2 separate regions of the Homo sapiens genome follow, and region 1 is linked to region 2. Evidence: read pairs that join two places in POLR2A ChIA-PET (ENCODE). Cell type or tissue: HepG2. All regions are shown on one strand. Each heading gives the region's core, and the rest is flanking DNA. Links, peaks and the distances in the headings are about the cores only.

Region 1 (11,823 bases), core at 5,595-8,094, 54 kb after region 2:
TCACCATTTTTTCCTGTTCTAGAATCACAGAAAAGTAATTTTGATTTCTATGTTTACAAAACATTTACTAGCCCTTAATTATGGACCAATGGGTCCATCTTGTGGATCCATCTTTTTATCTATAAAAGAAAGAAATTAAGTAAGATAATTTCCTGTTCCAGCTCAAAAACTCTATCCAGTGCTTTCCCAAAAGCCAGTTGGAGTAGCATGAACACATTCATTTGAAGTTACTCAATGTCTGGGAAATGATGTTGCCCAGTATCTGGTAGAGTCAGGGCAAAGTTGAAAGAAGATGAGGAGACAGGTGATCAACAACTGGTAAACGATTGCCAAGATGTTAGAGATGAAAAGAGAGTGGGAACTGCATGAACTAACAGGCAATTTTTTTAGAATAATACATTCCATATGAATAGTACTTAGAGATTAGATATGTAAAAACACAAAATAAGAACATACCTGGCCACATGTTTTAATGAATTCTAATTGCATATTATAGGTGCCAATTTTTCTGAGTGTCTGCTCTTAACAATTCCCCCAATAGTTCTTCTCCCCTGATCCTTAGTGGTAAACCTACCCTCTTGCTACAGAGGACTGGAGCAAGAGAGGGTATCTACGCAGCTGACCTGGTCAAAGAGAGCCACTACATGTGATTCTGGCAGCTATGGAGTCAGCTTTCCCTCACCATGGGGACTCAGGACCAGGTGGACCAGGATACTGAAATAGCAGCCAGCCACACAGATGTGGAGGAAGAAGTGACAAAAGACAGAGACAGACTGTTTCCATCTCCAGTCTACTCAAGATCCAAACACTTTCTTGATGTTGAGTCCCATGATAAACTCAAACTCCATGTTTGCTTAAGTGAACTTGGTTTCTGTTGAACTATGGAGTCCTAACCACTTCATTAGCTTCAAGAAAGTTGCCAGTACTGCATCTATCAAGTATTATTCATATTCTGGGCATCTGACACTTCATTTATTCACTTCTTCATGCACCTGATATATGCCAGGCACTTTTCCAGATACTTAAGTAACATCGGCAAACAAACCAGATCAAAACCCTCCCTTTGTGGAGTTTACATTGACATGTCAGTCATATGGAAAGGCACAACGCATTCAGTGTGCACACTACCTTTCTTCCGCCTCCATGTCTTTGTTCACAACCTTCACTTCTCTTGGCAGACCTTTCATCCATCTACACATAGCAAATTCGGCGGATATTTTAAATGTCTGGGTCAAATATTCTCTCTTCTCCAACGTCTTTTCTATTTTCTCAGCAGATAGAATTCTTTTTTCTTTTGTTAATTATAGAACAATTTTATGTTGTATCTTATGAAACATGGTCATTTGACAAGTTGAAAGCATTGAGCATAAGGAGATAAATGACTATTCTCATACAGACTCCTAGAAAAGGCCAATATCCCAAGCATGGCCCAAAGAGTACTATTAACTAACAACTCATCATTCTGTACACAGATACTTCATTCGTCAGAGCTGAAGCAGTTTTACAGTATTAGTAACTTTAAATCTTCCATGTTTCAGACTGAGCATAAAGGCAAAATATGAGATTTTTATTAAATTAGTGTAATATGCACTTAAAATCACATATTTATTTTTTAAAGTTAGCAGAAGATATTAAAACAAAACTCTGTGCTACCCTATGTCACTACTACACTTATCCCATTTGACCTTGTTCTAAGAGTTTTATATATGTATCTTATTTGGCTCCCAGAATGTAAACTCCCTGTGGAACCAGCTTTGCATTTTATTTATTTTTTTGTAGATTAATTTATTGAGAGATAATTTTGTCTCTTTCTCACTGTTACGTTTCCAACTTCAAAAAATGAAAAACTAATCTTCCTCTGCCCCCGTTGGTAAAGTTAGCCATTCCAGGAACCCCTTTGTAATCTTGTTTCAGAAGCTGGAAAAAATTAGCTGCCTACTTCCTAGGTGACAATACTTCAATCTGTAATGCATGAACCTGCTAAACAGGCTGAGGGGGCATGGCTGTGGCTTTTTTATGAGAGTTCCTAACAAGGAAAAGAGAATGAAGGCGTAAGATGTCATTTAGTCTTTGTAAGACTCCGTCTCTGTAAGACTCCGTCTCTGTCCTGTGAATGTGGTTGTTACTTTGTTATAGCTCTGTCAGTTGCACTGCTCAGTGCCAAAACATAAAAGGGAATATTATAATGGGACATAATCTCTGTCAATAGATTTTGGGTATTAAAGAGAGCGTGAGGTCACTCAGGTGGAAAAAGCTGGGCCAGGTAATTTTGTCTGTTAGTTTTACGACATAAAGGAGAGTCTCTCGATGCCATTAGATCTTGAAAGAGTTCAAAGAGAGAACTATCTCATTATCAGAAGGCTGAGGAATTAGTGTAATTAGTATCTGAATATTCTTTAATATTTTCTTGCATAGAAAATAAAGGTAATTGGTTATCAAAAATATTCTTTCAAATGTGTATCTCCTGGAGTTGTGGAGTTCTGAAACTTTAACCAGCTGCCTTATGAAGAGAATTTATTAATTAACTTTATGCCTGCCAAGGAGAAGGAAACCATTCTTAATTTTTAGCCAAAAATTTCCCAAAGTGATGACCAAATCATTATGTTTTGAGTTCCAGATTCCCTTGTTTAGAGTTATAAATGACATTTGAGTTTTAAGGCAGAAATGTTTCTAAATTCCCCTGTCATTTGTTTGGGAATCTATAGTCACTGAGCAACATGAAGCTGGGTCTCCCCTCTCTTCCCACCGCAGGAAAGGAATTGGAGGCTGGAGGCGAACTTGAGTACCTTGAGGTGGTATCCCAAAGGAGATGGTGGTGACAACAGACAAGTCTAGATGTTAGCAGGTCTTCTGATGAAGTCGGGGAGTGATCCCAACACAGATAGCAAATGCTAGAGTTTGGATTTAAACTCAGACCTTAAGATTTTAGATCTACAGGACCACTGTATCACTACAAATCCTGACTTTGCCCCCTTTTGATTGGAATAATCAGATAAAGCACACTACTGATGTGATCCTTGGTAAATGTAATTTACTACTTAAGTACTTTGCTTTTGTAGATGTCAATTTCCTAGTGGTTTTTTTTTTTCTTTTGGTAAATGCAGCATTCTGCAAAAATCTACTACCAATTCCTTGCTCTCACAAAGCATTCACCAACACTGTGCCACTATTTTAGAAATAGAAACCATATCCTAGCCGAAAATGATAAACTCATATATTTCCTTTTGAGATTAACCTGCCCTTTTGAAAGGGAGTCAGAAATGAATGTGAAATTTATTTGCTATTAGACAAATAAATGCAGAAACTGCAATTAAGAACTCTCTTTTAGGACTAGAGCCAACTAGTTTTTCTGCAAGTTTAAAGTTACAATTTTTTGATGGCAAGAATTGGCCAACTGATTTCAAAATATCTTATAGGTACTAAAGTGGACTTTTGAAACTCTGGTAAAGTCCATACATTCCATAAATTAAAAAAATAATAATCAGCCATTTTTTTCAAATATGATATAAAAATATCTGAGGGCTCCTCCCCTCCCCGCAACTGGAATTCACTGAATCAGAGCTGCTATAGGCTTGCATTTTTTGATGCACAGATAACCAGTTTTTAAATCACTTGTAATATAATGAACATAAATAATTGAATTTTTTTTTCTTACAGATTTGATTCTGAAGTATTTTTGAAGTATCTTTAGAACCAATGTGCTTGTGGGCACACATTACACTATTTAAAATTTTATTAAAAGTATTTTAAAAATCCTTAGAGAGAGAATGCCAGTTATCTCTCTCTCTTTCTGGTAGTGGAGAAGAAAAAATAGTATAGGCTTTTCTTAACTCACCACAATGCAGTAATTAAAAGCAAAAGAGAAAGGAGGGAAGTTGTGGGATTATGATGGAGATAATCAGATTCCCCAGTTGCCCTCTGCCTTCCCTGCTATCGAGACAACGCACAGAAGCCAGAATTATGTCTGCAGGTGATTATTTCAGGGAAGCAGTTACTCCTTGTTGGAAGATTCACTGCAATTTCCTTTCAATTACATAGGCAGACATTGGTGTTGGAGAGGGAAATAACAATATTCCTAAACCAAATAAGTAGCTTTTATAAACAAGACAGAATAATACATGAACCTGATTTCTCAAAGGGAAATTAAGTATATGAATGTCAATCATCTGATGAGATTAGCATTACAATATAGGTTCAGAATGAGTATTAAATCACAAAATTACTTTTTATCACTTGATGTAATAGCATTATTCCTCTGATTATATCACCAACTGAACAGCACTTCAAAAATTACTATAGTGCTCTGTATATATCTTTAATTTTAAATCCTTTATTATTTGGGGGCCTGGTTTATTTTTGATCTTTTCTTCTTTAGCTAACGTGTAAGAAGACATTATTAATATTTAGTGAAGATGACACTAAATGTCGTTTTTCAAAACAACAAACTCTGCCTTTTCCTAAACAAGCAGGGAGCCATTATGCCTTCACTGTTCCGCTTCCTTTGTTTCCTCTGTTTTCAGGACCTTCTCTTCTTTGACCGCATCTTCCTCCACCCTCTATCGGTGCACCTCTCCACGGTCTGACCCCACTCAATAATCTCTTTGAAAGTAAGAACTATGACTTATTTTTTTTGTCATTGTTCCCCAAACATATCCCAAGTCTGTGGTAGAATTAAGGTAGTTTCTGGAGAGAACCTGATAACATCTGCTGAGTATTGATGAATAAAAATTCCGTAATAGACTTCCAACAAAACCCTGGAGTAGAATAAAATAACTTTGTAAACCTCATAAAAAAGAATGTCAATTTACATAAATCATTACCATTGCTTTATCGATAGGGTTTTGCTAATCATTGAGAAATTGTGGAGCTGGAAAAGTCTCAGAGATAAACCAGGCAAGTGTTCTTATTTTGGATATGAGGAAACTGATGCCAAGAGAGGTGCAGTGACTTGTCCAAGGTCACATAGATAGTTTTATACCACAAAGGTCCATTCAAGTTTTCCCACAGTTTAACTCTAAAGGAAATTAATATTGAGTAAGGTACATCAGCACATAAGAAGCAAAATGGAAGTGAGTGAAGTATTTCTAGATATGCCACAATTGATTTTCACTCATGTTTTGACAGAGAGATGGATGTGATGAAGGGTATGAATGCAGTTACTGTTTAAGAAGGTGATGGACTAACCAACATTGGTTTTAGCAAAGAATAAAGAAAGTGACTGTCCTTCAATCTAGCTCCACATGCGGTTCTTAAATATTAACCACAAAGTACTCAAGCCCAAGGGCACGAGCTCTGGGTATGCAGAGTGTAGCATTGACAGCTTTCAGGAATGCAGGCCCAAAGACAGCTCCAGAAAATATCCAGGAAGCAAACTATCTTGAAGTTCTATACTTTCTTTGAAATGCCAAGATGTAATCTAAAAATATGTGTTCTACTTTTTTAGTCTAATAAACCACATTTATATGATGGTTATCTGTCATATGGGGAGACAAAATTCAACATTTCACATGCCTGAGCTTTATACCCCTCCTTTAAATGTATCAAGATTTCATAAAGCTTTGGTTCTTCAGAAAAGATCAAGGTACATCACAATATTTAAAGCATTATCTCCATATCTATTGCCACAGGAGGATAAAGAGAAAATAAACATAAATGCAAATAATGAAAATGCCTGAGCAATCATAAAGAATGAAGTTACTGTGTGGATTCTATTCTGTGTTTATGTGTTCTTTCCTTTGCTCTTAAGTCAGTTAAACATAATGCTTGGGTTCTTTCCTGATTTATTTCATTCAGCAATCCCCCCTACCCCCCGACATCCCTTGCAAAGATGAATCAACAAAAGCTATTACCAAGAACAATATGATTGATTACTTATTGGAACTCGAATACCAATTTTCCACTTAAGTATATCTTTATATCAATCACCTCACTTGCCTACCTATTGAAGAGTTTCAATTAGATTTTTTTAATAAAGAGGACTTTCTTTACTCTAAAGGATATAGCTGATATTTATGAAGACAACGCTTTATTTACAGAATAAAACTGAACTTTGCCATAACTTAGCATAAGCAAATATGTAGTTTCTGTTTCCCTAAAGAATTCCTGTCAACATCTTTTTCCTTTCATGTTCAAAGGCAGAAAGTCATTGACTTTACCAGGAGCACAGCAAAGCCATCTGTAAAGTATACAAGTGTCGCTAGAATTAGGTGCTACCATATTTCTTGGGGAAATTAACATTTTTGACACATCTGTATGCAGTTCCAATCTTCGGATATCAATTTACAAACTCACATAAATTACATTTGGTTACATCTTTTCTTTTTGTTTCTTTCCTTGAGAAAAGCAAGAATTCTACTCTAGGCCAAATAATGGACAGAAATCATTAGGGTCCACTCCAGGGACTGAGGCCCTTTAGAAGAGATTGGCAAGTGACTAGGGAAAAGGTACATCGAAGGTCAGAAAATAATGACATTTAGCCTAGTTCTCCTCGTGATTCCTTGGAAATTTTGGGGCCCATGAGCTCAGTTGCTGCTTCTGGGATTGCCCCTATTCATATCAAATAGCAGAGAACTGAGATGTCTTACCCACACCTGAGAAGATTCGGATGTGAGCATGGGATAGAGGTGCTAGGCAGCGGCACTTTCATGCCTAAGTGCAGTCTCTCATACCTGTTCATCTGCAGTGGCATGAAAGGCAAACAGATTCTTCTGCTCATTATGGGTTGTTGAAATGACAGAACCACTTTGTCTCAACATTTTCTATGACACTTGATACATAAGGAAGCTCAGAGACTAAAGTCCTTGTTTCCATGTTGCACTAGGTCTTTTTGAAAGTCTCTTTTACATTCTGATTGCTATCATGACATCAAAGTCACCTGTATTCCTCATCTTTGTGGGGAAGAGCAGGCTAAATAAAGTAGGTAAGGACACCTTCTGAGTCTGCACCCCTTTAATTGACACATAGGGGATGTGACCCCTGACGTTTCTGCTTCCCTTATTCTTTCTGCAACTAAGCAAACATAGAATGTGGATTTTCCCATGCTCTTAGCAAGGATGAAACTCAGCGATCATTTGCTCTACTTCACATGGTAGTTGTTTCTAAGATTACATATCATATATATGCATATATATATATGTTATGTTATGCTACACACACACAACTGCTAATGAGTGTTCTCTCTCCCCTTTTCTTGTCCCTCTGCTCTCTAGGACAGCAGTAGCTTTATATGTATCTCTATCTGCCCTAAGTCTCCTCTCTTGGGCATCACAAACAGAGTTACCCTTCCATGAACCATTTGTTGCTTTAAAATTATACCTCAGATGCAGTCATGGTCCTAGCAGAAAGTAGATGGTACATTCAAAATGGTTAAAATAAAAATAATTATGGAGAAACTATTGACCAAGTGGGTTAAGATGGTTGATGAGTGCCCAGGAACTAGCAATAGAGAGAGCCAATGCCATTCCAGGCAAGAGTGAAAGTGGCACCAGATTCCGGTGAGAGCTAGAGCTTTAGAAGACCCAACTGAGAGGTTTAACTAAAGAGGAATGCAGCTGCTTTTTTAAGCTAGGAAGTGAGGTGTGGTCGGGGAGACTCTCCAATTTTCTGCTAATGCCTGTCTTGGGCTGCATTCAAAGCCAACGGATGAAGGACCCCAAGTTTCTCAATCCCTGGAAAGTGGACTTGAAAGTCTTTCCCTCTACTTGTCCATTATTCCACTTCTAACCTACATTTTAATACTCCCAACACTCTCTTCCCTGGTCTGCATTCCTTGGAGTCCAGTGCTCCTGCTAGTAGCCCTTCTTCCAGGGCTCCAGCATTTGTTGGGCTCTGGGAATGTTTTTTCCAGGTTGGCAGTTGTGAAGGGCTGGTGGGAACTGGGGAAAATAACAATGTGTCTCATCTTATCTCTAAAAACATCTCTTTTTCTTTGTTTAAAAAGCAAAACACATGTGTCTAAAATATTTTACAGAGATGAACAAAAATCTTTATGATAAAAGATTCTATTTAATACCCTAACCCTTAATACAGTGCCTAGTATATGGTAGTGTATGATATGGTTTGGCTGTGTCCCCACTCAAATCTCATCTTGAATTGTAACTCCCACAATTCCCATATGTAGTAGGAGGAACCTGGTGGGAGGTAATTGAATCATGGTGGCGAGTCTTTCCTGTGTTGTTCTCATGATAGTGCATAAGTCTCATCAGATATGATGGCTTTAAAAATGGGATTTTGCTGACACAGCTCTCTTTTTGCCTGCTGCCATCCATGTGAGATGTGACTTGCTCCTCGTTGCCTTCTGCCATGATTGTGAAGCCTCCCCAGCCATTTGGAACTGTAAGTTCAATAAACCTCTTTCTTTTGTAAATTGTCATGTCTCAGGTATGTCATTATCAGCAGCTTGAAAATGGACTACTCAGTAAATTGGTACTGGGAGTGGGGCACTGCTAAAAAGATTCCCAAAAATGTGGAAGCCACTTTGGAACTGGGTAACAGGCAGAGGTTGGAACAATTTGGAGGGCTCAGAAGAAGAAAGGAAAATGTGGGAAAGTTTGGAACTCCCTAGAGACTTGTTGAATGGCTTTGACCAAAATGCTGATAATGATATGAACAACGAAATCCAGGCTGAGGTGATCTCAGATGGAGATGAATAACTTGTTGGGAACTGGAGCAAAGGTGACTCTTGTTATATTTTAGCAAAGAGACTGGTGGCATTTTGTCCCTGCCCTAGACATTTGTGGAACTTTGAACTTGGGAGAGATGATTTAGGGTATGTGGTGGAAGAAATTTCTAAGTGGCAAAGCATTCAAGGGGTGACTTGGGTGCTATTAAAGGCATTCAATTTTAAAAGGGAAACAGAGCATAAAAGTTTGGAAAATTTGCAGCCTGACAATGCAATAGAAAAGAAAATCCCATTTTCTGAGGAGAAAGTCAAGCTAGCTGCAGAAATTTGCATAAGCAATGAGGATCTGAATGTTAATCCCCAAGACAATGAAGAAAATGTCTCCAGGGCATTCAGAGGCCTTCATAGCAGCTCCTCCCATCACAAGCCTGGAGGCCTAGGATGAAAATGTGGTTTCATGGGCCAGGCCCAGAGTTCCCATGCTGTATGCAGCCTAGGGACTTTGTGCCCTTTGCCTCAGCCATTCCAGCTATGGCTGAAAGGGGCCAACATAGTGCATGGGTCATAGCTTCAGAGGGTGCAAGCCTCAAGCCTTGGCAGCTCCCACGTGGTGTTGAGCCGGCAAGTGCACAGAAGTCAAAAACTGGGGTTTGAGAACCTCTGCCTAGATTTCAGAAGATGTATGGAAACGCCTGGATGCCCAGCAAAAGTTTGCTGCAGGGGTGGGGCCCTCATGGAGAACCTCTGTTAAGGCAGTATGGAAGGGAAATGTGGGGTCAGAGCCCCCACACAGATTCCCTACTAGTGTACCACTTGGTGGAGCTATGAGAAGAGGGTCACCATCCTCCAGACCCCAGAATGGTAGATCCACTGACAGCTTGCACTGTGTTCCTGGAAAAGCCACACTTAATGCCAGCCTGTGAAAGCAACTAGGAGGGAGTCTGTACCCTGCAAAGCAACAGGTGTGGAGCTTCCCAAGACCATGGGAACCCACCTCTTGCATCAACGTGACTTGGATGTGAGACATGGAATCAAAGATCATTTTGGAGCTTAAAGATTTGACTGCCCTGCTGGATTTCAGACTTGCACAGGGTCTGTAGTTCCTCTGTTTTGGCCAATTTCTCCCATTTTGAATGGCTGTATTTGCCCAATGCCTGTACTCCCATTGTATCTAGGAGGTAACTAACTTGCTATTGATTTTATAGCCTCATAGGCAGAAGGGACTTGCCTTGAGACTTTGGATTGTGGACTTTTCAGTTAATGCTGAAATGAGTTAAGACTTTGGAGGACTGTTGGGAAGGCAAGATTGGTTTTGAAATGTGAGGACATGAGATTTGGGAGGGGCCAGGAGTGGAATGATATGGTTTGGCTGTGTCCCCACTGAAATCTCATCTTGAATTGTAACTCCCACCATTCCCATGTGTCATGGGAGGAACCCAGTGGGAGGTAATTGAATCATGTGGGTGGGTTTTTCCTGTGCTGTTCTCATGATAGTGAATAAGTCTCACAAGATCTGATGGCTTTAAAAATGGGAGTTTGCCTGCAAAAACTCTCTTTTTGCCTGCTGCCATCCATGTGAGATGTGACTTGCTACTCCTTGCCTCCAGCATGATTGTGAGGCCTCCCCAGCCACGTGGAACTATGAGTTCAAGAAACTTGTTTTTCTTTTGTAAATTGCCCAGTGTATTAGTTCATTTTCATGCTGCTGATAAAGACATACCTGAGACTGGGTAATCATGGCAGAAGATGAAAGGCACATCTTACATGGCAGCAGGCAAGAGAGAATGAGAGCCAAGTGAAAGGGGAAACCCCTTATAAAACCATCTCGTGAGACTTATACACCACCACAAGAACAGTATGGGGAAAACTGCTCCCACGATTCAGTTATCTCTCACCAGGTCCCTCCCACAACACATGGGAATTATGGGAGCTACAATTCAAGATGAGATTTGAGTGGGGCACAGCCAAATCATAGCAGGTAGAGACTCAGGAATAAACATATGGATATTCAAGCAGTACTATTTTTAGATAAATTCTAAGAATAATTTTAGAATAATAATAATTGTTGTTAATTTTATTGAGGACTTAATATATTTTGGGACCTTCAAACCTCACAACAGTCTCATAAAATAGTTGCTATTACCATGTTATCTTCATGAATTTATAAATGAGGCAACTGAGGCTCAGAGTAGTTGAGCATCTTGGCCAAGATCACACAGTAACGAGGTGACTAAGTGTGATTCTGAAACCAGCAGTGTATCTCCAAAGTACCTAATCTTACCATAAGGCCATACTAAAACTCTCCACAATATCACATTATTAAAATTATGGTGGAAAGTCTCTGCAATTCGAGTTCACAGGCAAACAAACAGAAGACAATAGTCTTTCTTTACTGCTAAGGATTACATCACATTAAGCTCATATAAGGACATAATGGGGGAGAGACATTTCTACAAGTAGCTGACCGAAGATAGTTTTTAGGTGTATGATCAGTCTGTAGCCTGGATTCTTGTCAAACATGTTAGGGGGCAGCATGTGGCAGGGTGGGAGGGAGGCAAATGGAGATCTTCCTTCTTACTTGTCTCAGATTCTTCAATCTTCCATAGCAAGTGAAAGAATATAACTATGTTTGGACGTACTCTCACCAAGTTAACAAATACACTAAACACATGAGTAGTGAGGGGAGAAGCATGCCTCAATCTGGCAAAGCTTCAATCTCCAGAAGTCTAAATTTGTTAGAAATGAAAAAGCTAGCAAAGCAGAACTGCTGATCGTGAACACTTAACAGTAAGCTTCCTTTGGTGGAAGCTTCATGTTGCAAACATCGTATTTAATTAGGTGTTTTTTTCTCAGCTCATTTTCTAAAAACAAGTGCTTTTCGGCTCTGCTTGATGTTTGTGAAGACACGGACCGCGCAAAACCAGGATACTTTCAGAATTTTAAAACCTTGCTTCTGAAAGTGTGGCCACATACTGGCAGCATCCCCACTTCTTGGGAGCTTGTTGAAAATGTGGACTCTTTGGCTCCACCCAGACCTTCTAAATAAGAAAGTGCATTTTAACAAGATTTCCCCAGGTGATTCTGTGCACATTGGTGTTTGAGAAGCCCTGGCTGTCACATCTGGCCTCAGCTCTTAAAGCCTACTCACTTCCTTCTGCACCTTGAACATGTAAATCAGCCATTCTGCCCTGCTCACCACTCCC
Region 2 (11,823 bases), core at 2,674-5,173:
GGGTTCATCAGTTGTAACTATATACAATACCTAAACACTGTCTCTAAAATAGCTCTTGAATCAAAGAGGACTTTGATTCTAATACATATAATATAGCACATATGTTAAAATATACCTATATACAATACAGGTATATTTGAACTGCGTTTAATTTGTTAATTTAGGGAAAAAATTAATTTTTTTCCTAAATTAATTTTCTTCCATTGTATTTTTTCTCTTCTAAATAGATTATTTTTACAGTAATACATATGTGCTACTCTGGTGCGAGATATTGATAGTTGGGGGAGGCTCTGCGTGTGTAGAGAAAGGGGAAACTCTATATTTTTGGCTTAATTTTGCTGTGAATCTAAAACTACTGTAAAACTAGTCTATTTCAAAGAGAAAAAGTACAATGGAAGAAATGTTTCTAAATACAATGTAAGCATTTTTTAAAAGCTTTGAATAAACCAAAAGTAAATATAAATGGATGGAAAGTTATATCCTATTATTAGATAGGAATGCTATATCATAAAGATATTAATTTTCCCTAAATTAATAAATTAAATGCAGCCTTTGAAAAATAATCACAAAATTCATATAACTAGAGAAATCTATTTGAGACTTCATGTGGAAAAATAAGCAAACAAGAATAACCAGAAAATTCTTAAAATGAATTTTGGTTTCAAAGTCCTCACTGATGCAAGAACTATTTAAAAGAAAGTGTTTAAATTTTTCAAATGATAGATTTTCCTTCTAAGTTTTAAATTTATGTTTAGTTTTATTACCCTATGCTCTGATAATGTAGTTCGTACCATTTCTGTTTCTTGGAATTTATTGTGATTTATTTTTATCCTAATAGAGGTTGTTTTTAAAATGACTTTTCTAAGAACATTAAAAAGAAACTTATTCTTTATTTTAAAGCAGTAGAGTTCATTATGCCTCAATTATATTGATCTTATTTCTTATCTTATGTAGACCTTCTATGTCTGTACATATTTTTTTTCTACTTGACTGTTCCAAGTTGGGAGAGGCAAATTAATGTCTATTTAATGTGTTTTTATTTATTGTGGTTTCTGTCATTTTTGTTCTATGAATTCCAATGCGGTATTGTTTGATGTGTAGATAACACTTATGATCAGATCTTTGGAGTGAATTGAACCCTGTACTTCCTTAAATGGCCCTTGTTTATCTTACTGTAGTTTCTTCCCTTTAAAGACAACTTTGTCTCATAGCATATAATGACTTTAATTTCTACTTATTTGCACTTATCTAGTATGTCTTTTTCCATCAATTCGGTTTCATCCTTTTCATTTTACTGTTTTAGCACTTTCCTTAATATGTATATGTTTAGATATCATATATAGGTATATTTTAACATATGTGATCATTACGACAATCACCGTCTTTCAGAGTGCCACACTTGATGTTATTGTCCATGAAGTTGTGTGAATGGACAGAAACAGTTACTAAAAGCCTTCCTATTCTCCAGAAATACTGCATTTGAGAAAAGCTCTCTAAAGAAAATCTCCCTGGTCACTAGCTATCATTTACTGGAGAAATAAACAACCAAGAAAGTAGAAGACATGAATTCTACACTGACAAATATGATCAGTTCAAACGTATTATATATAATTATAAATTAGTTAGATACAGGAATTATATTCATATGTAAGCAATATAACCCATATTATAATGAAATCATACTGATACTAGAAAAAGTATTTTTTTAACTCTAAGTAGATCTTCTATTCAAATGCTACCTAAAAATAAATTATGTTATATTAATTATAAGAATAAAACTCATTAAAAATCTCATAAGGTTAATTATGAAATACCTAAAAAACTGTCAGATGTCATTCAATATTAATATTTTTTAGTAATATGAAAAATTGTTCTAAATTACATTTGAAATCTGTACTTATTCTATTAAAATACAGAAATAAATCATGAATTTTCCATTTACACTTACAAAGGAGATTTCACCTCTTTATTCTAAAAATTTATAACAGAAGACTTAATTGTCCTAATTTATGAAAATACATGTCACTAGATACGGGGTAGTAACCTCATAGAATCTGCAGTTTTGGCTTACAGCTTTCTCTTTTCATAAAAACCAGCATTTAAATATTTGGTTACATAGAGGAGACCTTGCTCCTTTCAAAAGAGGTAAGACAATGAAACTTTCCTAACAAGAGAAGACTTCAAAGAGAGAGGCCTTTTCAAGATGATTATGGTTATGCATTTGGACAAAATAAAATTAAGAAGAGAACTAAGAAACCATAGCTAGGAAGAAAAAGTAACAAAGTGCATGTTAGCAAACTTCAAATCTGAAGGAATTTTAAAAAATATTGGAAATAAGTAGAGTAGTGGGCAATAGAAAACTGGAAGAAGAATGATTCTTTGGAAGACAAGAAAAATACATTAAAAGTGGAATTCAATTAGATAAGCAATCCTAAAGAAGACAGGAAAAAAATAATCCAAAAGAACATGAAATGGAAGTGAGAGATCATGGGGGAAAAAAAAGATTGTAAGAAAATGAAGTGGAAATTTTGAGTGGAAAGAAATAGTAAAGTAATAGCAATAACATGACCAATATCAAATAACGTGGACAAAAGAATTATAAGGAAAAATTTGTTAGAATATACAAATAATAAATAAAGATATAATATCATCTGGTAATATCTAACTGAAAGAAAAAGAGGGAGGTAAATCTGTAGCATTATAATTAACAGATTACCTTCTCGGGAGACTTTACAAGATCAGAAAGTTAATACTGATAATATTCAGTGTCATTTCTAAGACTTTACTAATTCATTACTTATCATAAATGTTCTAGTACTAGATGAGGTTTTTGCTTCTGGGCATTATATATCTCTGTTTCCCGTAGAAGAGGACACATGTATTACGTTCTGGACTTGAGGAGGCATTTATCACAGCCAAAAGATGTTTATACTTGAGGTGACTGGGAGTGGTAAACCATATGGCTTTGGTGACCCTCAAAGTGCAGATGGAGGAGCTTTATTTAAAGTAATCCTAACCCATGAAGCCTTACAGTTAAACTCCCTTGGGCATCTGCTTTTCTCCAGTCAAACAAATATGTACGATAGCTCACAATGAAGTATTTCATTTTCCCTGTGGCATTTCACACAGAAGTCTTAACTGTAAAGGCAACCTTATAAATGCTTTGTACCCGAAGAAACTGGCCTTTTATAAGTAAATCATTATGTAGTTTCTTCCTTTGGAGGGCAGCTCTGTGTGACTGCTTGGGCCTCTGTGGTTAGATCTGTTTGGTTAACGGGCTTTTGGGCTTTCACACAAAGCTATACTCTCCACAAACTTCTGTGAGATAAAAAGGTGATATCTGTCTTAGTCCTCTGAATATTTTTTCTTTGTTCAGAACCTGAGAAAGATGAATGAAATTTAGTGTTTCCCATCCCCGAGAGACACCCAGCATCCACAACTTCACACTCTGATGCCATTGTGTATTTATGCAAGAAATACCATAACTAAGGTAATGTCTTGAGATTTTTTGGTTCAATAATGTCCTTAAATTCTATGTTGTTTTTAAAGCCTAAAAGAAATTCCCCCTCCTCACTCCCCCGTCTCTCCCTACAACCTGGTGAGACAATTCTCTCATTTTCTCCTCCCAGTTTCCAATGCTATTGTTATGATCTATTAGAATAATTGCTATTATTTTTTTGCCTTATCTGACCCTAGAAGTGATTTACAGGGAAAAAAATTACTAACCAATTGATTAGTGAACTGAATATAAAGTGCAGCTCTTATGGTTTATTCACAGACAAGAATATATATAGTACTTAATGTGATAGTATTTTGTTGTTGATGTGGAACAGTGTTAGTCTATAATACAGGCTTTCAGGCAGACAAGACCTAGTTTACCTTGACCTCTGGACTTCTGAAAGGTTGAGTAAGTTATTTTAAGAGAATTAGACAAAGATAAGTAAATCAAAACCAATAAATGGCAAAGATTTAAAAAACAGAGATTAGTCTATTCCTCTCATTTAATAGAAAACAAACTGAATCAAAGAAAAATGGGCAATTTCTTTGTTTAGAACTTATGTGCTTCCTACTTTCAAAATAAATATGTCATTTGTCCCAGGTTACGCAGCTTATTAATGGTGGGACTTAAATCAGAACTTTTATTTTCTAACTCCCAAACCAGTGTCTGCCAGGTCCTAATAGTTATGAAATATTCTTTTAAAGCTAAATAAAATATATGAAAATATAAGTAGCTGTGTTAAAATAGTATTTATCTACTCTAATTGATCTAGGTCTCTCCAAGGAATTTATATTACTTGGACAGACCCAAAACAAATACAGTAAATAAAGCATTCTGGCAAAAATGGAGACTTCAAAATTTTGAAAAATGGGAGACTCCAAAATTTAAAAAGATGATTGTAATATTCAAGTTTAGAATCATATGATGCAGGTTTTAATCCTGCTGAACTATACCTCCACCGTCAATTTATGTTTTACTTCCGTTATGTTTTATGTATTGCTAAACTGGATTATTTCTAGTTACTAACTGAGCAGATGACTTTATATAATTTATCTGTAACTCCAAAGTTCAATATAGTTGTGCAACATTTATATATCTTCACCACCTTATAATATATAATCTGATGTGGAGAAAAATTATATATCTTCAATTCTGTCTATAAAGTAGTTTAATATCCATACTGAAGAGAAACCAAAAAGACTTCTGCCAAAATGCTTGCCATCTCCTTGTAAAGAGCTATTACTATTCTGGGGACATAAACCATCTGGGCACGACAATTTGTGAAGTGTTTCAGTTCGTTTTGTAGTGTTCTTGCCACCTACTTTACAAAAGAATGTTACTGCCAATAATAATAAAAATAACTAGGTAAAATGTTATTCTTACTGTTGTGATCTCACATAACTATTTTTTAGCAGCCAAGAAAGAAATTGGTTTTTACATAGAAATCCCAAACCTAGAAAGTATTGTTTTATAAATTTCTTTTCTAGAAATAATTTGATTTGGTGTAATTATAATTACAAAAATATTTCATTTGATTTCTCAATAAGCCAATTTTTAGTAGGTTGGGGTTAACTAAAACAACATATTTCAGCCATATGTTTAAAACTTTTACATTTAAAAATAACTTCATTATCTACCCTTAGTTTTTCATGCCTTATGCAAACTGCAGTTAAAATAAGGTCAGATATCTAACATATGTCTGTATCTACATTTGTATACTCCAGGGGTGTTTTTCAAGACACCCTAATAATAAACTAAGAAGTAAAAAATTCATTCAATCTACATACAATACATAGAAATACAATACATAGTTTTTGCCTGAGATTCAGATCTCAGGCAAAAAATTCATTCAATCTACATACAATACATAGAAATACAGTACATAGTTTTTGCCTGAGATTCAGATCTGCCATAGTTTATTAGGCTCTGCCTGTAGTTTTCTCATGAAACACATCAGTATCATTAGGATGATTAATTTCATTTTTTTCCTTACAGAGAAGATTGTCATTAAAGAGTAAGACCATGGATAGTTCACATAATAAATCATGTGAAATTTAGGATCTCTTCTAGACGATCATAGTCAGAATAATTTAAGGGAATTCCTTTGAACAAATGTCATTAGTTTATATCAAGAATATAGTAATGACTGTCATTGTAAGTAAATTATTTAAGTTAACCTCTTTTAGTAAAGTTTTCCTGTTAGAAAATAAGTAATCTTATTGTGTGGGTGAGTGGTCACTCGACAGAGATTTGGGAGGATGTAGAGAGTGAAGTCTAATCCTCGTGACTGTGATTGTGGTTGCAGATTTTGAGATACCAAGTGTGAGGTGATAGGCACTTAAAGCCCAGTGTGGGCCTCCCAGGGCTGTTTAGCTAGCAATGAGAGAGGCACTGCCTATATCCAAGTTGTATATGGCAGGTTTTGCACAAAGTGGATTACTCGAAGAGAAAGCCTAATGGCCAGTCTATTCATCTTCCCCTTTCTCGATGTTCATCTTTTCTCTCCCAGCTCTCCTTTATTCTCAATTTTCTTTTTTTTTTTTTTTTTGCTCAGCCTCCATCTCACTTCCGTTGCTGTCCTCTCCCCACCCCTTCCCACTCTGGACTGTGCCTCTCCTTTGTAGACACTTCAAGTCCATTCTATTTCATTCAAAAACCATGGTCTAGAAGTAACTTAATGTAAACCCACAAAGATGGAGACAGAATGAATGCCATTCTTCTTGCTGCTCTCTCAGACAATGCAGGTCATTTTTGCCTATGGTGCTGGTAAAGCCAGGAGTTATGTAGCTATAAGTAGCAGCCAGAGGAAATAGTGCCTGAGTCAGCAATTGTCTTTTTATTGCTGTGGGGCAATAATGGGAGAAAAAATCAGGCTTGGTACAATTCCCTTTGAAGGAAAAAGATGCCAACACTAGCATTTTAACACAAAATGCTGGTTGGGGGTTGGGAGGAAGGATGCTTACATTCCTTCTTTGGAAATATCTACTTTGATAACCATTTTGGTAAAATAATGCAGTGTTTTCAGTGTGCAAATCCTTTCAGGACTCATGGTTGTATGGCAGACGCACCTGACAGCAATAATTTAAGGGTACCCTGAGAATGACTCTGTGGTCTAAAAAGAATGTGTGTTTGGAAGTCTGAGGTAAGAAATCTGGCTGGAAGTGGCCAACCTGGAAATTTGCTCCTTATTATTAAGGATTTCCAAAGCCTGGTCCATTCCTCAGAATGTGGGCCATACAGTGGATGAAGCCCTTTGTTTGGATTAAATGAATGTTGCTAGGTGGAGAGTGCTAAGTGAAAATGCTATATAAACTGCATGCTTTTTACAAACATTAGTGGTTCTCCCATCCAGCCCACTGCCACTGGACCACCCCTGTATATGAGTCCTAGATAAATCCTATGTCTCCCTTGCTGGCTTCAAGTCTCTTCTTTAGTCTCTTGGCCATGATGCCATCCCTATTGGACTCAATGGTGTTCCAGCACAACAATGGTATGATTAGACTCTGTTCCTGGGAGACATACAATACCCTCCTTTGGTAGGATCTATGTGGAATGTTTAGTCATTAGTGTTATTAAGAAATCATAGTTATTTAATTTATGTTTTAAGACTTTCACCTTTCATTCTCTGAATGTTAGTTAGCTCAGGGTGTGAAATGGTTCAACAGAAATACTTGAGCTGCTGCAGCCAGAAGGATGTTTATGGTGTTATGCAGGAAATATCCTGCAGAATTCTGTGTGGAATTCTGCTCAGAGGGGTTTCTCTTTAGCATAAACTCAATTTAAAAATACTCTTCTGCTCAAAAGCATTCTTATGAAACCACCTCAACACAAAGCAAAACTGTCCAGGCATAGTTGCTGTATGGAGAGATACAGCATAGAACCCACGGGCAGCGGGGCTGAAGCAGAGAAAAACTGCAGGGGAAAGAGAAACAGATCCAGGAACGGGGAGAGGAGAGTGTTGAGCACAAATTAACTACCCTGGGGAATGAGTATCAGGTGTTTGACACTTTCACTTTTCCAAATAACCTGAAGACAAATGGAACCTCCCTGAGTTATGAAAAATTGAGACTAGAAGTATCAGAGCTGCAGAATTCATTTGGTTCAGATTCTGTATATATAAAATCTAGACATAGAACAAGTCTAAGCAAAGGCATATTATCTGCAATGGTTACTATGGATTATTGTTCAGAGAAGAACCATTTTGGTATAGAGAAAGCTGAAAGAACTTACAGAAAATAGGTCTTGAAAGATGAAAGGCAGAGATAATTTCCTGATTCAGAAACTCAGTATATTAAATTTTCTGTATGTTATTTATCATTTATGATATAAAATTATGCTTAATTTATCATGTAAACTGAAAATAAAATTCTAAGCCCCCTGACTGAATTGACCTTCTCCTGGCCAAAAGGATCCCAGAGTAACCTTGAAGACTGAATTCTCAGCCATGGTGGATCAGGGAGTCAGACATACCTCCTTATAACCCCTCCCTCACTAACCACTATGAGGCTTTCTTCCCTAAGGGCTAAACAGAAATCAGCCCTTTCAAAAGACTCCCCCACTGACATGGACCAACCACCTGACACTTTCCCTCCATTGGTGCCTCATAAGAGACCACCCACTAGGGAATGATTCTAGCCATTCCACTGAGAATGTGCAGTAAGGATTTTTGTGTCCTCTGCTTCACCTTTTAATGTCAGAGGGCCGAAAACTCTACCCTCGGATCATGCTAATGTCGCCATTTTTTCCACATGGATCCCACAAAGGGGCATGAAGCTCAGTTGAGGATGTGCATGCTTCTCCTCTCATAAATATTCATGACTCCTCCTATAACTTATTGAACATATATATTTGGCCACCGTGCTTAGCATAAATTTCTGTTTCCTTTTTCCCTCCCTTGAAGTGTCTGTTTCTGGCTTCTGGCTGGAAGTTATGCTTCCCAACCTGTCAGAAGGTCACTCTGCAGGCTGCAGCCCTTTATAAGAAATAAAGCTCTCCTTTCCAAATTTATGAACCTCATCATTCTTCAGGTGATAATCATATAAACGTCTACTTAAGTTTGCTTTCAGTCTGTCATGTGAATTCAGTCATTCTCACTATATTCCTTTTGTGGTATACTGGTCTGGGTTAAAGAGACCCTCTAGGGATTATTATACAGTTTCGTCTTGTTTGAGAGCTCAGCAGCTGATGATTATCACAGATTTGTATAGAGTGGACACTACCAGATGTCCAGCACATCTGTCACAGCAGATGTGACATTGAGCCAAGTCTATTTCTGTCTAGGTGTATGATACTTGGTGCTATACTTTGGATATGGTTTGTCGCCATCAAATCTCATGTTGAAATTTGATTCCTAATGTTGGAGGTGGGGCCTAATGGGAAGTGTTTGGGTCATGGGTGGATCCCTCATGAATGGTTTTTGCCTCATTCTCACTGTAACGAGTGAGTCCTTGCTCTGTTAGTTCTCATGAGAACTGGTTGAAAAAAAAAAAAAAAGAGCAGCCTGGCACGGTGGCTCACACCTGTAATCCCAGGACTTTGGGAGGCTGAGGTGGGTGGATCACCTGAGGTTGGGAGTTTGAGACCAGGCTAACCAACGTGGAGAAACCCTGTCTCTACTAAAAACACAAAATTAGCTGGGCATGGTGGTGCATGCCTATAATCCCAGCTACTTGGGAGGATGAGGCAGGAGAATCGCTTGAACCTGGGAAGCTGGGAGGGAGAGGTTGCGGTGAGCCAAGAGCATGCCATTGCACTCTAGCCTGGGCAACAAGAGCAAAACTCCATCTCAGAAAAAAAGCCTGGCACCCCACCCTGTCTCTTGTTTCCTCTCTGGCCATGTGGTCTCTACCCCACACAGGCTGCCCTTGCCTTCTGTCATGAGGGGAAGTCACCTGAGGCCCTCAATAGAAGCTGATTCTGGTGCCATGCTTCTTGTACAGTCTGAAGAACCATAAGTCAAGTAAACCTCTTTTTAAAAAAAAAAATTACCCAGCCTCAGATATTCTTTTATAGCAATACTAAATGGACTAAGAAACATGGTCTATACAGTCAATTTTGTTCATTTCTTTAATATTTATTGAATATAGACAATGTGCAAGGCACTGGTTAGAGATGTGGAGACTATGAAGTTGGCAAATAGAGAATAATAATATTGAGAATCCTGCAAAGTAACCAAATTGATTTTAGAAGCTCCTTTATGAAATAGACTTTAGGCTTTAGTCTTCTTGGATCTTTACTTGGAAATTTAGGTATTCCTGATTTTAACAGATTCATTTTTTTAAGTCCCAGAGTAGAAGAAAATGGAGGTTGAACACTGAAACATTGACTTTGAAAACTGAACATCTCTGTCAATCCCACAATCTGTGTGTTTGTGTGTGTGTGTGTGTGTGTGTGTGTGTAAGGGTATGAGCTACAACACAATCTTGAATTGTCACTAAACCATTTTTAAAATAATTGGTCAACCACCCATCACATCACTTGTATTCACAATCCCATAAAGTTATCAGACCAGAGTGATTTTTCTCTAATCTAGATGTACATTAAAATGTGCATCTCATTTAAAGATAGTTTTGGTACATCAAAGTGAATGTTGATAAACATGTAAGACAATGGAATATAAAGTTCAATGCATGTCCTGCATTCTCTCCATCTAACCATTTTTGTGGTGCCAATGCCTATTTTCAGGTGTCAATGATGAAGAACTGGAAAAAGATATAGTTAAAACAAAAATTGCTAAAGAAAAAAATGCATGCTTTTTTGGATTCATTTCTACTCTTTCATATCAATATGTTTTCTAACATTTCTTAAGTGCTGAGAAAATTTTCCTTTTTGTTATCCTCAATAGCAGGTGGCAGCTGAAATTGTTCAATTATATGCTTTGTTAAAACCTTATAAATAATTTAAATACTATTATTACAGTCAGCTAAAGCCTATGCTCAAATTATATTTTCTTTTGTTTAAATTCCCAAATATATCTCACCTGCTACCCTACATTCACCCCCAGTAAAGTCCCAAAGCCCGTGGGCTAGGTAGGGCATTATTGTTTTAGAATGTTACCAAGTTGGCCTAGAAGAGTACTTGATTTGTTGCGACAACTGTTGTTGTTCTCTAGGTAGAGTGTTGCGTAAAGGAAACAGTGATGTCCAAAGGGGCTGGACTGGCAGATTGGAAGTAGGGAGACCCAAGGTCAGCATTATGACATGGAGGATATGAGTAACCACCATAATGATTTAAGATATCTGAACAGGGTTGCCAGAAAAAATACATGCCACACAGTTAAATTTGAATTTCAGATAACTGATTTCTTAAAGCATAAGCATACCTCATACAATTTGTTTTATATTTACTATACTTTAAGTTCTGGGATACACGTGCAGAACTTGCAGGTTTGTTACATAGGTATACACGTGCCTTGGTGGTTTGCTGCACCCATCAACCTGTCATCTACATTGAGTATTTCTCCTATCCCTCCCCTAGGCCCCCACCCCTCGATAGGCCCCAGTGTGTGATATTCCCTTCCCTGTGTCCATGTGTTCTCATTGTCTATATTTGGGGCCCACTGCTAGTAAACATTATTCATTGTTTATCTGAAAGTCAAATATAACTGGACAGTTTGTATGTTTAGTTTCCAAATGTAGCAGCCCTATATATGAAGAAAGTCTTCTCTGCTAAAAAAATTATTTTCCTGCTTCCTGAAATTCAATTAATTAGCATTTTCAGTTCAGTTAGCAAGCGCTTCCTTTTAAAAGACAAGTATCTCTGGGAGTACATGAGTCGTTTATGCATCAATGAGACTACTTACTTCTCAATGTAAAATGCATTTCTCACTGTCAAAGTGGGTTAATCAATCAGAGAGAGGGCGTAAGAGTTCTTTTTTTGGTTGACTAGGTAGGGGATGGGGCTGGCTGGGACCTGTTAATTTCAGTGGAAGAATACATATGGATGAATTACTTTTAGTGGGGATTTTCTGATGGAATGAATTATCAATGTGCCAGGAAGAGACTATATAAAAAGATGGAATGGGGGTAGAGAGTGTAAGGTGGTACTGACAGAAAAAACTCACTCATTCTAGGATTTTTCTTGAACAATTAAATACTCATGAGAGGAACCAGTGTTGGGTTTTATTTTTCAAACATGGATGATGGTAAATGTTAAAACCAGTGGCAAGCATATTTTCACATTTCTTTCATTATTAAAAGTATTGATGTAAGATTATCCTCAAATATATGAGTAGTGCATCTTTGCACATTAAGGACTCCTCCTTTATTTTATCACTTCGCTTTAACTCCGTAGGTCCTATACAAACCAAAGAAATTATCTTCCTT

What was found. Peaks named below come from ENCODE experiments on the same cell type or tissue, not always from the same donor. Only the 100,000 strongest peaks of a DNase experiment are listed, where the experiment ranks them.
Region 1: POLR2A ChIA-PET joins it to region 2 with 5 read pairs; 2 of 35 experiments call an interaction of 5 or more read pairs at or near these places.

What each region holds. Positions count from the first base shown.
Region 1 is chr2:166,129,302-166,141,124 of GRCh38, forward strand. All of the region lies in intron 2 of SCN1A-AS1 (SCN1A and SCN9A antisense RNA 1), which reads left to right. It also overlaps a transcript of SCN1A not described here. Among named protein-coding and RNA genes, the nearest start is that of SCN1A, 7.2 kb to the left of the region's middle. In HepG2, for the core only: no CTCF peak of the experiment used is centred there; DNase peaks (open chromatin) are centred at 5,670, 6,130 and 6,760; H3K4me3 peaks cover 1,119 bases.
Region 2 is chr2:166,078,189-166,090,011 of GRCh38, forward strand. The region is part of intron 2 of SCN1A (sodium voltage-gated channel alpha subunit 1); the gene reads right to left. SCN1A-AS1 (SCN1A and SCN9A antisense RNA 1) reads left to right here and starts at 3,343. Exons shown (of 12, transcript NR_110260.1): 1 at 3,343-3,490. In HepG2, for the core only: no CTCF peak of the experiment used is centred there; a DNase peak (open chromatin) is centred at 3,883; H3K4me3 peaks cover 449 bases.